2 separate regions of the Homo sapiens genome follow, and region 2 is linked to region 1. Evidence: chromatin contacts called from ENCODE Hi-C or POLR2A ChIA-PET data. All regions are on one chromosome and are shown on one strand. Each heading gives the region's core, a stretch centred on a gene start or an enhancer-like site at or near the end of the contact. The rest is flanking DNA. Distances are from core to core; before and after follow the strand shown.

Region 1 (5,301 bases), core at 2,402-4,901:
CAGATCTTCTTTTGTTGTGAATTAATAGTTGTTCCGGTCTAAAGAGCACCTGTGGGAAAGTTATTATGAGTCAATTATCTAAACCAGTGCCATCATGAAACTTTCTGTGACAATGCGTTGTTCAACAGGGTAGCTGGCCACATATGGCCATAAACATTTGAAATGTGGCTAAGGAAACTGAAGAAGTGATTTATATTTAATTTTAATTAATTTAAGTAGCCACAAATGCTGCTGGCTACCAATTAGGCAGCACAACTCTAGATCCTTGCTACTTAAAATGTGGTCTCAAAGAAGCATTGGCATCATCTTGTTAGTTTGCTGGAAAAGCAGAATCTCAGGCCACACCCCAGTCCTGGTGATTCAGAATCTCCATGATTATAAGATACCCCGCTGATTTGTCTGCACATTAACATTTTAAAAGGATATGGTTAGTTTATATTTTTATTTATTTATTTATTCTGAGACAGAGTCTCTGTCACCCAGGCTGGAGCACAGTGGCATGATCTCAGCTCACGGCAACTTCCACCTCCCAGGTTCAAGTGATTCTCATGCCTCAGCTACCCGAGTAGCTGGGATTACAGGCATGTACCACCACGCCCAGCTAATTTTTGTATTTTTAGTAGAGATGGAGTTTTGCCATGTTGGCCAGGCTGGTCTCGAACTCCTGCTTCATGTGATTTGCCTGCCTCAGCCTCCCAAAGGGCTGGAATTACAGGGGTGAGCCACCGCACCCAGCCAAAATGATTACTTTTAAAAGGATATGGATTAGCTGAAAAAAGAGACTGATTAAAGAACATATCGTGTGGTGACCCTTCCAAATTGTAGACACCCACTCTTGAAACTGGTATCCATCATAAGGGGCCTTTTTCTTTCTATCTGTCTCTCTCCCACGCCTTGGACACAGCAGAAAGAGGAAAGGGAGGCCGGGCATGGTGGCTTACACCTGTAATTCCAGCACTTTGGGAGGCCGAGGCAGGCAGATTACCTGAGGTCAGGAGTTCGAGACCAGCCTGGCCAACATGGTGAAACCCTGTCATTACTAAAAATATAAAAATTAGCTGGGCATGGTAGCAGGCATCCGTAATCCCAGCTACTTGGGAGGCTGAGGCAGGAGAACCACTTGAACCCAGGAGGCGGAGGTTGCAGTGAGCCAAGATCATGCCACGGCACTGCAGCCTGGGTGACAACAGCGAAACTCTGTCTAAAAAATAAAAATAAAGAGGAAAGGGAGAGGAGAGAGCCTGGAACAACACTGGGGTGAAAAGAAAATATGCAACATGCAGATGAGGGGTGGGGTGAGAGGAGCATATGTTTCTCAGGAATATTTGTACAAAATAAAATGATGACATTTCTTTAATAATTATTGAAATGGGTGATGGGTATATGGGAGTTCATTGTACTATTCACTTTTGTGTATGTTTGAAAATTCTCAAAATTAAAAAATAGATGTAACTTCAGAGATGATGTGTGTGATAGCCAGCCTCCAAGATGGTCCCAATGATCCTCTCTTCCTGGTATTTGTGCCCTTGTGTAGTTCTTCCATATTGAATCAGGAATTGCATATGTGACCAAAGTGGAGGTGATATCCATCACTTCAAAGAGCCAGATCACTGTGACTTCTGTCTTGCTGTCTCTTGCATCTCTTGCTCTGAGGGAAGTCAGCTACCGTGTTGTGAGGAAACTCAAGCTGTCTTGTGGAGAGACCTTTATGGATAAGAATAGAGGTTTCCTGCCAACAGCCAGCCACATGAATTTAAGTGAGCCTCTATGGCCCCAGTGAAGCCTTCTAATGACTGTAGCTCCATCTAACGCATAACTGCATGAGAAACTGCCAAGCCAGAACTGTCCACCAGACTGCTCTTGAATCTGACCAACAGACACTGTGAAAGGCAATAAATGTATATTGCTGTAGGAAGTCACTAAGTTTTGGGGTAATGTGATTATGCAGCAATAGATAACTGATGCAATGTGATTTCAAGATTCTTCACACCTTGTCCTCCAAAAAGATTACCCTCCTCATCTTTTCAATGATGCCTGAAATGAACAGAACAGAACATCTTTCTCTTTTTTCTTTCTTTCTTTCTTTCTTTCTTTCTTTCTTTCTTTCTTTCTTTCTTTCTTTTTTTTTTTTTTTTTTGAGACAGGATCTTGCTCTGTCACCCAGGCTGGAATGCAGTGACACAAACATGGCTCACTGCAGCCTTGACCTCCAGGGCTCAAGTGATCCTCCGACCTCAGCCTCTCAAGTAGTGGGCACCACAGGTGCGTGCCACCATGCCTTTTTTTTTTTTAAGAGACAGAGTCTCACCATGTTGCCCAGGCTGCTCTCGAACTCCTGGGTTCAAGCAATCCTCCTGCCGCAGCCTCCCAAAGTGCTGGGATTACAGGTGTGAGCCACTGCACCTTGCAGAAAGACCTTTTCACACTATGCATAAGATTAACACGCTAATACTCCTTGAAGAGATAATATATTCACTAAAATTCATGGTAAAACATGTGACAGATATAAATTCTTTTTAAAACTCTTAGCAAGCTAATCTACTGAGACATTAATTTCAGTCTTGATCTTGCTGTTATAAGAGACTGGAACAAATAAAAAGGTAATTTCTTATGGTCCACCATCTCAAGAACAGCTAACATCTTGAATGATAAGGTCTAGGCTCTTCCTGCATCTCTCTCTTTCCTCACCCCCAAACCCAAACAACATACACTAGTAACAGCTTCTTGTTGTTTCAGGGGCCACCCTAAAGAAGAAACCCCTCCACCTCCACCACTGGCCTTCATCTTGAGGATTAGGTAACAGAGAAACTATGTTGCAATTGCTCCATAAGGGGAGTGGGGAGCTGGCACTGGTTTAGGAAGAAGGCAAGTGGCCAGACCTAAGGGCTGAATGACTTCCTCCGGGCTGGGAAGGGTTTCGGAGTTTCCAGGAATGGAAATTGTCCCTGGCTTGTATGCAGTCCGTGTGTGTGTGTGTGTGTGTGTGTGTGTGTGTGTGTGTGTGTGTAGCAGGTGGAGTGGGGAGAGGTGCATGAGGTGTCTGTAAAGGGGTGTTCTGGGGCCTGGGCTCACCAAACACCCCCTTTCCCCTCACTCCTGCGCAGCTGGCTTGCAGGCTAAGGAGCTGTGCCCTTCAGTGGTACCTCAAGGGTCATGAACTAGTAGCATCAAGACGGGGGTGGGGTGGGGGGAACCCCTCCCCCAATTTTTGAGACCCCACAGCCACAGAGAGAAGGGAGGGGGAACCTCAGAATGTGACTAATGAATTTCCCGCCAACATTGGCAGGCGGGAGCTGAGCCAGATTTCTTCAATTTGCGAAATTAAAAGACATGTGACGCCTCTTGCCCGAGTAGGTGCAGCGAATTCACTTTAGTTAGACTTTTCCTGAGAGCCGGTCTGTGTAGCGAGAAGGGTGCTGGGAGATGGGGGAATGGGGGATGGAGGAAGTTATAGCGGAGCCTAAGGGGCCAGTGCCGCTCTTCCTGCCAATTTTCGTCTTTAGCTCAGCGTCCGGAGCTCGCTGGTTGAGGGAACGACCCCGCGCGCGTCCGCCCGGCCGGCTCCGACACAAACACACGCACGTGCGCCCCGCCCCCGCCGCGCGCACGCGCCCCGAGGCTCCGGCGGCGGCGACGGGCGCGCGCGCGGTGCTCGCTGCCCCCACGCCGCTCCCTCCGCTGGGATCGCTGCGCCTCCGGCTCCCCGCACCGATCCGCGCCAGGCCTGCGGACCTGGAGGCAGCGACCGCGGTCGGTGGGCTCCGGCGGGCTCAGCGGTCGAGGCGGTGGCAGGGTGAGCGGAGCGGGGCCCCGCAAGTCCCCGGGAGGCGACGGTGCCGGGCGCGGGCCCCTGCGTAAGGTGGGCGCAGTGACAGGCCGGCCGGTGAGGCGCCGCCGGGAGAGGCCGCGACGGAGCTCCCAGACCGGCCATGGGCTGAGACACGTCCTCGCCGAGCAGGTGCAGTGACCGGAGGCCCCGGGGGGAGCCCGCCCCTACAGGCCCCGGGGACCCTCAACCCCGACCGGACGCGTCCTACCCAGCCCGGTGCCCTGTTGACCTTCCCTCAGCTCCTCCCAAAAGGCACACCGACCCCACCTCCAAACCCTGCCCGTGCCATCCCTGTGACTCCCAGCAGTCCCTGCCATCCTGTGCATACCTGCAGCCTGCACCCCTGTGACCCCAGCCCAGTAGGCCCTCGGGCCACCTCCTCTTCGGCCGATATTTACAGCCCACTGCCTGCACAGTGCCTGGAAACTACCCAGCATCTCTCTCTCCTAGCCCAAAGGGGGTGGAGGTAAGGGTGGGAGGGGAAGTGGGAGAGGGTGTCCTTCCCTCTGGAGTCCTTGGTGACCACAAACCCATCCTCTTTCTCTCAAGTGACCCTTCCGTACCCCACCAGAACATGCCCGGGTGACCTCCTCCCAGATCTTCCTTGTGGCCTTCCTCGCCCACTCCAGTGACACTATGCACCCCCACCGTGACCCGAGAGGCCTCTGGCTCCTGCTGCCGTCCTTGTCCCTGCTGCTTTTTGAGGTGGCCAGAGCTGGCCGAGCCGTGGTTAGCTGTCCTGCCGCCTGCTTGTGCGCCAGCAACATCCTCAGCTGCTCCAAGCAGCAGCTGCCCAATGTGCCCCATTCCTTGCCCAGTTACACAGCACTACTGGACCTCAGTCACAACAACCTGAGCCGCCTGCGGGCCGAGTGGACCCCCACGCGCCTGACCCAACTGCACTCCCTGCTGCTGAGCCACAACCACCTGAACTTCATCTCCTCTGAGGCCTTTTCCCCGGTACCCAACCTGCGCTACCTGGACCTCTCCTCCAACCAGCTGCGTACACTGGATGAGTTCCTGTTCAGTGACCTGCAAGTACTGGAGGTGCTGCTGCTCTACAATAACCACATCATGGCGGTGGACCGGTGCGCCTTCGATGACATGGCCCAGCTGCAGAAACTCTACTTGAGCCAGAACCAGATCTCTCGCTTCCCTCTGGAACTGGTCAAGGAAGGAGCCAAGCTACCCAAACTAACGCTCCTGGATCTCTCTTCTAACAAGCTGAAGAACTTGCCATTGCCTGACCTGCAGAAGCTGCCGGCCTGGATCAAGAATGGGCTGTACCTACATAACAACCCCCTGAACTGCGACTGTGAGCTCTACCAGCTGTTTTCACACTGGCAGTATCGGCAGCTGAGCTCCGTGATGGACTTTCAAGAGGATCTGTACTGCATGAACTCCAAGAAGCTGCACAATGTCTTCAACCTGAGTTTCCTCAACTGTGGCGAGTACAAGGAGCGTGCCTGGGA
Region 2 (5,330 bases), core at 823-3,322, 550 kb after region 1:
AAAGAAAAGAAAAAGTGGGAGAAGATATTTGCAAATCCTATCTGATAAGGTGGTTAATATCCAGAATATATAAGGAACCAAAACACAACAAAAACCCATTAAAAAATGGGCAAAGCCAGGAGTTCAAGGCTGCAGTGGGCCATGATCATGACACTGCACTTCAGCCTGGGTGACAAAGCGAGACCCTGTCTCTTAACAAAACAAAATAAAACAAACAAAACAAATGGGTAAAGGACTTGAATAGACATTTCTCCAACAAACATATACAAATGGCATGACCAATAAGCACAAGAAAAGATGCTCAACATCACTGGTCATTAGCGAAAGGCAAATCAAGACCACAGTGAGATACCTCACACCTATTAAGATGGCTACTATACAAAAATAAAAAGATGTCAGTGGAGATGTGGGGAAATTGGAACTTGTGCACTCTTGGAGGGAATGTAAAATGTTGCAGCCACTATGGAAAAGAGAATGGCAGTTCCGCCGGGCGCAGTGGCTCATGCGTGTAATCCCAGCACTTTGGCAGGTCGAGGTGGGTGGATAACGAGGTCAGGAGTTCGAGACCAGCCTGGTCAACATAGTGAAACCCCATCTCTACTAAAAATACAAAAATTAGCCAGGCATGGTGGCAAACGCCTGTAGTCACAGCTACTCAAGAGGCTGAGGCAGGAGAATCGCTTGAACCCGGGAGGCAGAGGTTGTGGTGAGCCGAGATCGTACCACTGCACTCCAGCCTGGGCAACAAGAGTGAAACTCCATCTCAAAAAAAAAAAAAGTACGGCAGATCCTCAAAAAATTAAAAATAGAATTACTACATAATCCAGCAATTCCACTTGTGTATATATATTCAGGAGTTGAAAGCAACAGATATTTGAACATCTGTGTGTATACCCAAAAGGGTTAAAAAACAGATATTTGTATATCCATGTTTACAGTATTATTTCACAGTAGCCAAAAGTGGAAACAACCTGTTATCCATTAACAGATGACTGAATGAACTGGTATATACATAAAATGGAATACTATTCAGCCTTAAAAGAAATTCTGACACGTTACCACATGGATGAACCTTGAGGACATTATGGTAAGTGAAATCAGTTACAAAAAGACAAATGCTGTATGAGTCCTTATATGAAATACCTAGAGTAGTCAAATTCATAAAGACAGAAAGAATGGTAGTCGCTGGGAAGGAGGGAGGGGAAGAATGAGGCGTTACCACTTACTGGGTACAGAGTTTCAGTTTTGCAAGATGAGTGCTGGAGATGGATGGTGGTAATGGTTGCATAACAATGTGAATGTATCTAATACCACTGAATTGTACCTTTAAAAATGGTTAAGATAGTAAATTTTACCATCTTCACAGTTTCCCGAGATTGCAAGGCCAGCAGTTAAAGACAAAAACAAAACTACTTCCAACTGCCCTACAGTGTGCAGACCTTTCCCTTGTCCTGCCCTGAGTAGAACTACAGTTGTCATTCGTGATCCTCCCTTTAAAAAATTATGCTTGTGGCTAGGCGCGGTGGCTTACACCTGTAATCCCAGCATTTTGGGAGGCCGAGGCGGGCGGATCACCTGAGGTCAGGAGTTCGAGACCAGCCTAGCCAACATGGTGAAACCCTGTCTCTGCTAAAAATACACATTAGCTGGATGTGGTGGTGCGCGCTTGTAGTCCCAGCTGCTCGGGAGGCTGAGAGAGGAGAATTGCTTGAACCCGGGAGGCAGAGGTTGCAGTGAGCCGAGCCGAGATCGCGCCACTGCACTCCAGCCTGGGCAACACTGTGAGACTCTGCCTCAAAAAAAAAAAAATCATGCTTGCGTTTCATGGCGAATGTTACACATTCAAACTTATCAAATATATTAATAGTAAGAAAATAGGTTTCCTATCCGTTGTATATATTTGAGTTCCAGGCGAGATTTCCTTCGCAGAAAGAGTTCCGCAGATGAAAAGTAAAAGAAAATCCGCGGCGAAAATAACCCGCGCGCAGAGGCCGGTCCCGCTACTAGCCCCGCCCAATCAACGAGGCCAATCAGCGGCCCGCAACGGGGGAGGGACACGCAGCCGTCAGCCGAACAATTCGATGACGAGGCCCAGGAAGCACGCTGAAACCCTGGGCGGCGGCAAGCTGTGCGACCTCTTCTGCGGCCGGCCTGGGCAGGTGTCTTCCTCGAGAGGCAGGCAGGGGATCCCGGACGTGAGTCCGTGCAGTTGGGTGTGTTGTGCGGCGGGTGGGGCGGGTTACCCGCCGTTACGCCCTGGCGGGTCCAGCGGACTCGCGGCGCAGACGCTGGGGAGGCCGCAGGCGCGACCCGGGGCGGGGACCGTGCTAGCTGCGTGCGTCCGCTGCGGCCTGTGGGTGCCCCGGGCTCCTACCTCAGCTCCCGCGCCGGCGGCTGCCTGTCCGCCGCGGTTGCGCGCGTTCCGGGGAGGTGCTTGGCCCAGAGAGCGGCCTACGGAGAAGGCACAGCGAGGGCAAAGCGAGACCTGAGCGCACGTTGAATTCTGTTGGCTTTGGTTATCTCTGAAAACTTTAAGCATAATTTGAATAAATGCTGTCAGCAGAATAGCTCGGATTTAGTTGTAGTTAATTTTCTAAAACTTCAAATCTGTGAATTAACACAGTTAACAACAACAACAAAAACGGACACAAAACAACCTCCAAAATGGATTTTTTTTTTTTTTTTGAGACGGAGTCTTGCTGTGTCACCCAGGCTGGAGTGCGGTGGTGCTATCTCCGCTCACGGCAACCTCCGCCTTCCGGGTTCCAGCGATTCTCCTGCCTCAGCCACCTGAGTAGATGGGACCACAGGTGCGCGCCACCAGGCCCGGCTAATTTGTAAATTTTATTTGTAGAGAAGGGGTCTCCCTGTGTTGTCCAGGCTTGTCTCTGACTCCTGGGCTCAAAGGATCTTCCCATCTTGGCCTCCCAAAGTGCTGGGATTACAAGCGTGAGCCATTGCGCCTGGCTCCAAATCTGATTTGAGTGTAAAAAGTTAGACACACCATAAGCTGTAGGTTTATTACTGGGTGGTGAAAAACAATTCAGGTTTTCTTTATAATAGTGATTATGAAGTGTTCTTCCCAGACTAGCTTTATCGTCATCTGGGAAATTGTTAAAAATGCAAATTCGCAAGTTTGAGAGCCATGGTTCCAAGAAACTGCATAAGCATACGAAATAAGTTGCAGCCTCCCGACTTATACCCTGGTACTTCTAGTCTAAAACAGGATTTGACTCTACTAATCCAGGTTAGTCTTGCCTTTCCCATTACTCATGTGCTTTCGTTGAAACCAAAGACTTTTTCTTTTGTGCCCATTTCTACTCACTGCCTGGCCGTCTGCACGACGATCTGTGTTTCCTGGTAGTTCTCCAGTCTAGTAGCTACTATAAACTACTCTCCCTATTTCCCGCTCTGTGGAGATGTCGTTCCAACAGGTCCTCTCCACTCTAAGACCCTATCCTCTCAGAGAAGCCCCTGAGAGCCATTAGTACTTTTGCCCTGGAGAGGCAGTTTAGGTAGAGCCAGTCTGGGTTCTACCACTTACTAGCTTGGTGGTCTTAGGCAAGTTACTTTGTGTGATCTGTAAAATGAAGATGAGTGAAGATAAGAGTACTACTTCCAGTAGTTTTGTGAGGATTAAATTAATGTAACAGTGCTTAGCACATAGTAACAAAATATTAGCTACTTTTTTTTTTTTAGACGGAGTTTTGCTCTTGTTGCCCAGGCTGGAGTGCAATGGCGCGATCTCGGCTCACCGCAACCTGCACTCTCTGGGTTCAAGCAATTCTCCTGCCCCAGCCTCCCGAGTAGCTGGGATTACAGGCATGCGCCACCACGCCCTGCTACTTTTGTATTTTTAGTAGAGACAGGGTTTCTCCATGGTGGTCAGGCTGGGCTGGAGCTCCCAACCTCAGGTGATGCGCCCGCCTTGGCCTCCCAAGGTGCTGGGATTACAAGCGTGAGCCACCGTGCCCGGCCTTTAGCTACTATTATACATATTATAATTTAAAAATTATTAGTACCGAAGCCTGAGACAGGAGAGAAATGGTAAAAATAGTAGGGACTGCGGGAGAGAGAAAGAGTAGTGTCCCCTGACAAGTACTAGAATGACATAGGTGCCACCATTAAACGAAACTAGCTAGGATGGTTACTTTCGATTAACACTTTGCTACTCAAGAGTGTGGTCTGCGGCATCACCAGGAGCTTGTTAGAAGTGGAGATCTCAGACCTACCTCAGATTTACTGAATCAGAATCGTTTTTTTTTTTTTTTAACAAACTCTTCAGCAGGTTTAGATGTAGCTTTGTTTGGAGGAAGTGTGAGATTCGTTTTAGGATTTCTCAAGGAGTTCCAGCCTTCAATCAGTGACCATGGGGATCTGGCAGGAGGGCTTGAATTTCTAGCTGATTCTTCTATTCTGTCTTACCCTCCTGTCTTCCATCATTTCTGCATTGCTAATCTCTATCCCTGGAGAAATCTATGGAACTGCTGGTTATTACTGTAGAAAGTAACATAGTTGCCAATAGTACGACTTTGTGGATGTCACAGTCAAAACTCAACTGCCTGGCTGGCACAGTGGCTCACCTGTAATCCCAGCACTTTGGGAAGACAAGGCGGCGGGCAGGGGGATCCTTTGAGCTCAGGAGTTCGGGACTAGCCTGGGCAACATAGCAAGACCCTGTCTCTATAAAAAAGAAAAAAAAATCTCAACTGCTTGACAGGCTTTTTATTCACTTCCCTTTGTATAATGCCTCCTGTAGTACCTTTTTTCCCCTCCAAATCTCCGTTTCCCCCATCCTAACCTCCTCACAGTGTTAGAAATGCAAATTACTCTTAATTTCTCTGTCCACTTCATATCATATTATAATATGAAATCTGTCAGTTTCTCTTTTTACTTTAGAAATTTTGTCTTCATCCATCTTCATTCATTTCTATTTATGGAGTATATAACCTCATTGCCTATGAAGAACCCTTCCCGTAACCTTAATTTCATGCACTCCCATCTTGGAGCCTCTCTCCAGTTTACACACTCCCTTTGTCACCTACTTCTTAACCACTTAGAGAATTAGGCTTCTCACTGTCATTCTCTGAAAGGTCATAAATGGCCAACTAATTAACCAATCCAATGGCTTTTTTCCAGACTTTGTTCCTCTCCACTTCTCTGAAGTATTGAATACGCTTGATACCACTTTCTTGAAATTAAGTCCCTCCTTAGTTTTTGCCCATTGCATATTTTGGCTTGTCTTCTATTGCCCTGATTAGCCTTCACTCTCCTCTCTGGTATTTGCTTCTTCCATGGCTTTCTTCCTTAGTTGAACTCTTAATTTTTTC

What was found. Hi-C counts contacts between places; a loop is a spot of excess contacts on that map. ChIA-PET counts read pairs that join two places held with the same protein, here RNA polymerase II (POLR2A). Pooled maps may share reads with other maps.
Region 2: a map of naive thymus-derived CD4-positive, alpha-beta T cell shows a loop between it and region 1 (3-fold over the local background). The contact joins the promoter of CLCC1 here to the promoter of AMIGO1 in region 1. A Hi-C loop is called at or near these places in 1 of 168 maps with a recorded cell type or tissue (naive thymus-derived CD4-positive, alpha-beta T cell), 1 of 37 single-sample maps with no recorded cell type and 5 of 50 pooled maps. POLR2A ChIA-PET finds 5 or more read pairs at or near these places in 2 of 52 experiments (WTC11 and endothelial cell of umbilical vein).

The regions. Positions count from the first base shown.
Region 1 is chr1:109,508,077-109,513,377 of GRCh38, reverse strand. It overlaps AMIGO1 (adhesion molecule with Ig like domain 1), which reads left to right and starts at 3,651. Exons shown (of 2, transcript NM_020703.4): 1 at 3,651-3,958; 2 at 4,379-5,301. The coding sequence starts at 4,466. It overlaps LOC105378893 (a long non-coding RNA gene), which reads left to right. Exons shown (of 3, transcript XR_001738179.2): 3 at 2,737-2,776. RefSeq lists silencers at 3,648-3,767, 3,828-3,977, 3,988-4,047.
Region 2 is chr1:108,960,226-108,965,555 of GRCh38, reverse strand. It overlaps CLCC1 (chloride channel CLIC like 1), which reads left to right and starts at 2,072. Exons shown (of 13, transcript NM_001377458.1): 1 at 2,072-2,195; 2 at 3,087-3,247. RefSeq lists silencers at 2,277-2,516, 2,655-2,949 and enhancers at 2,877-2,996, 3,369-3,869, 3,870-4,370.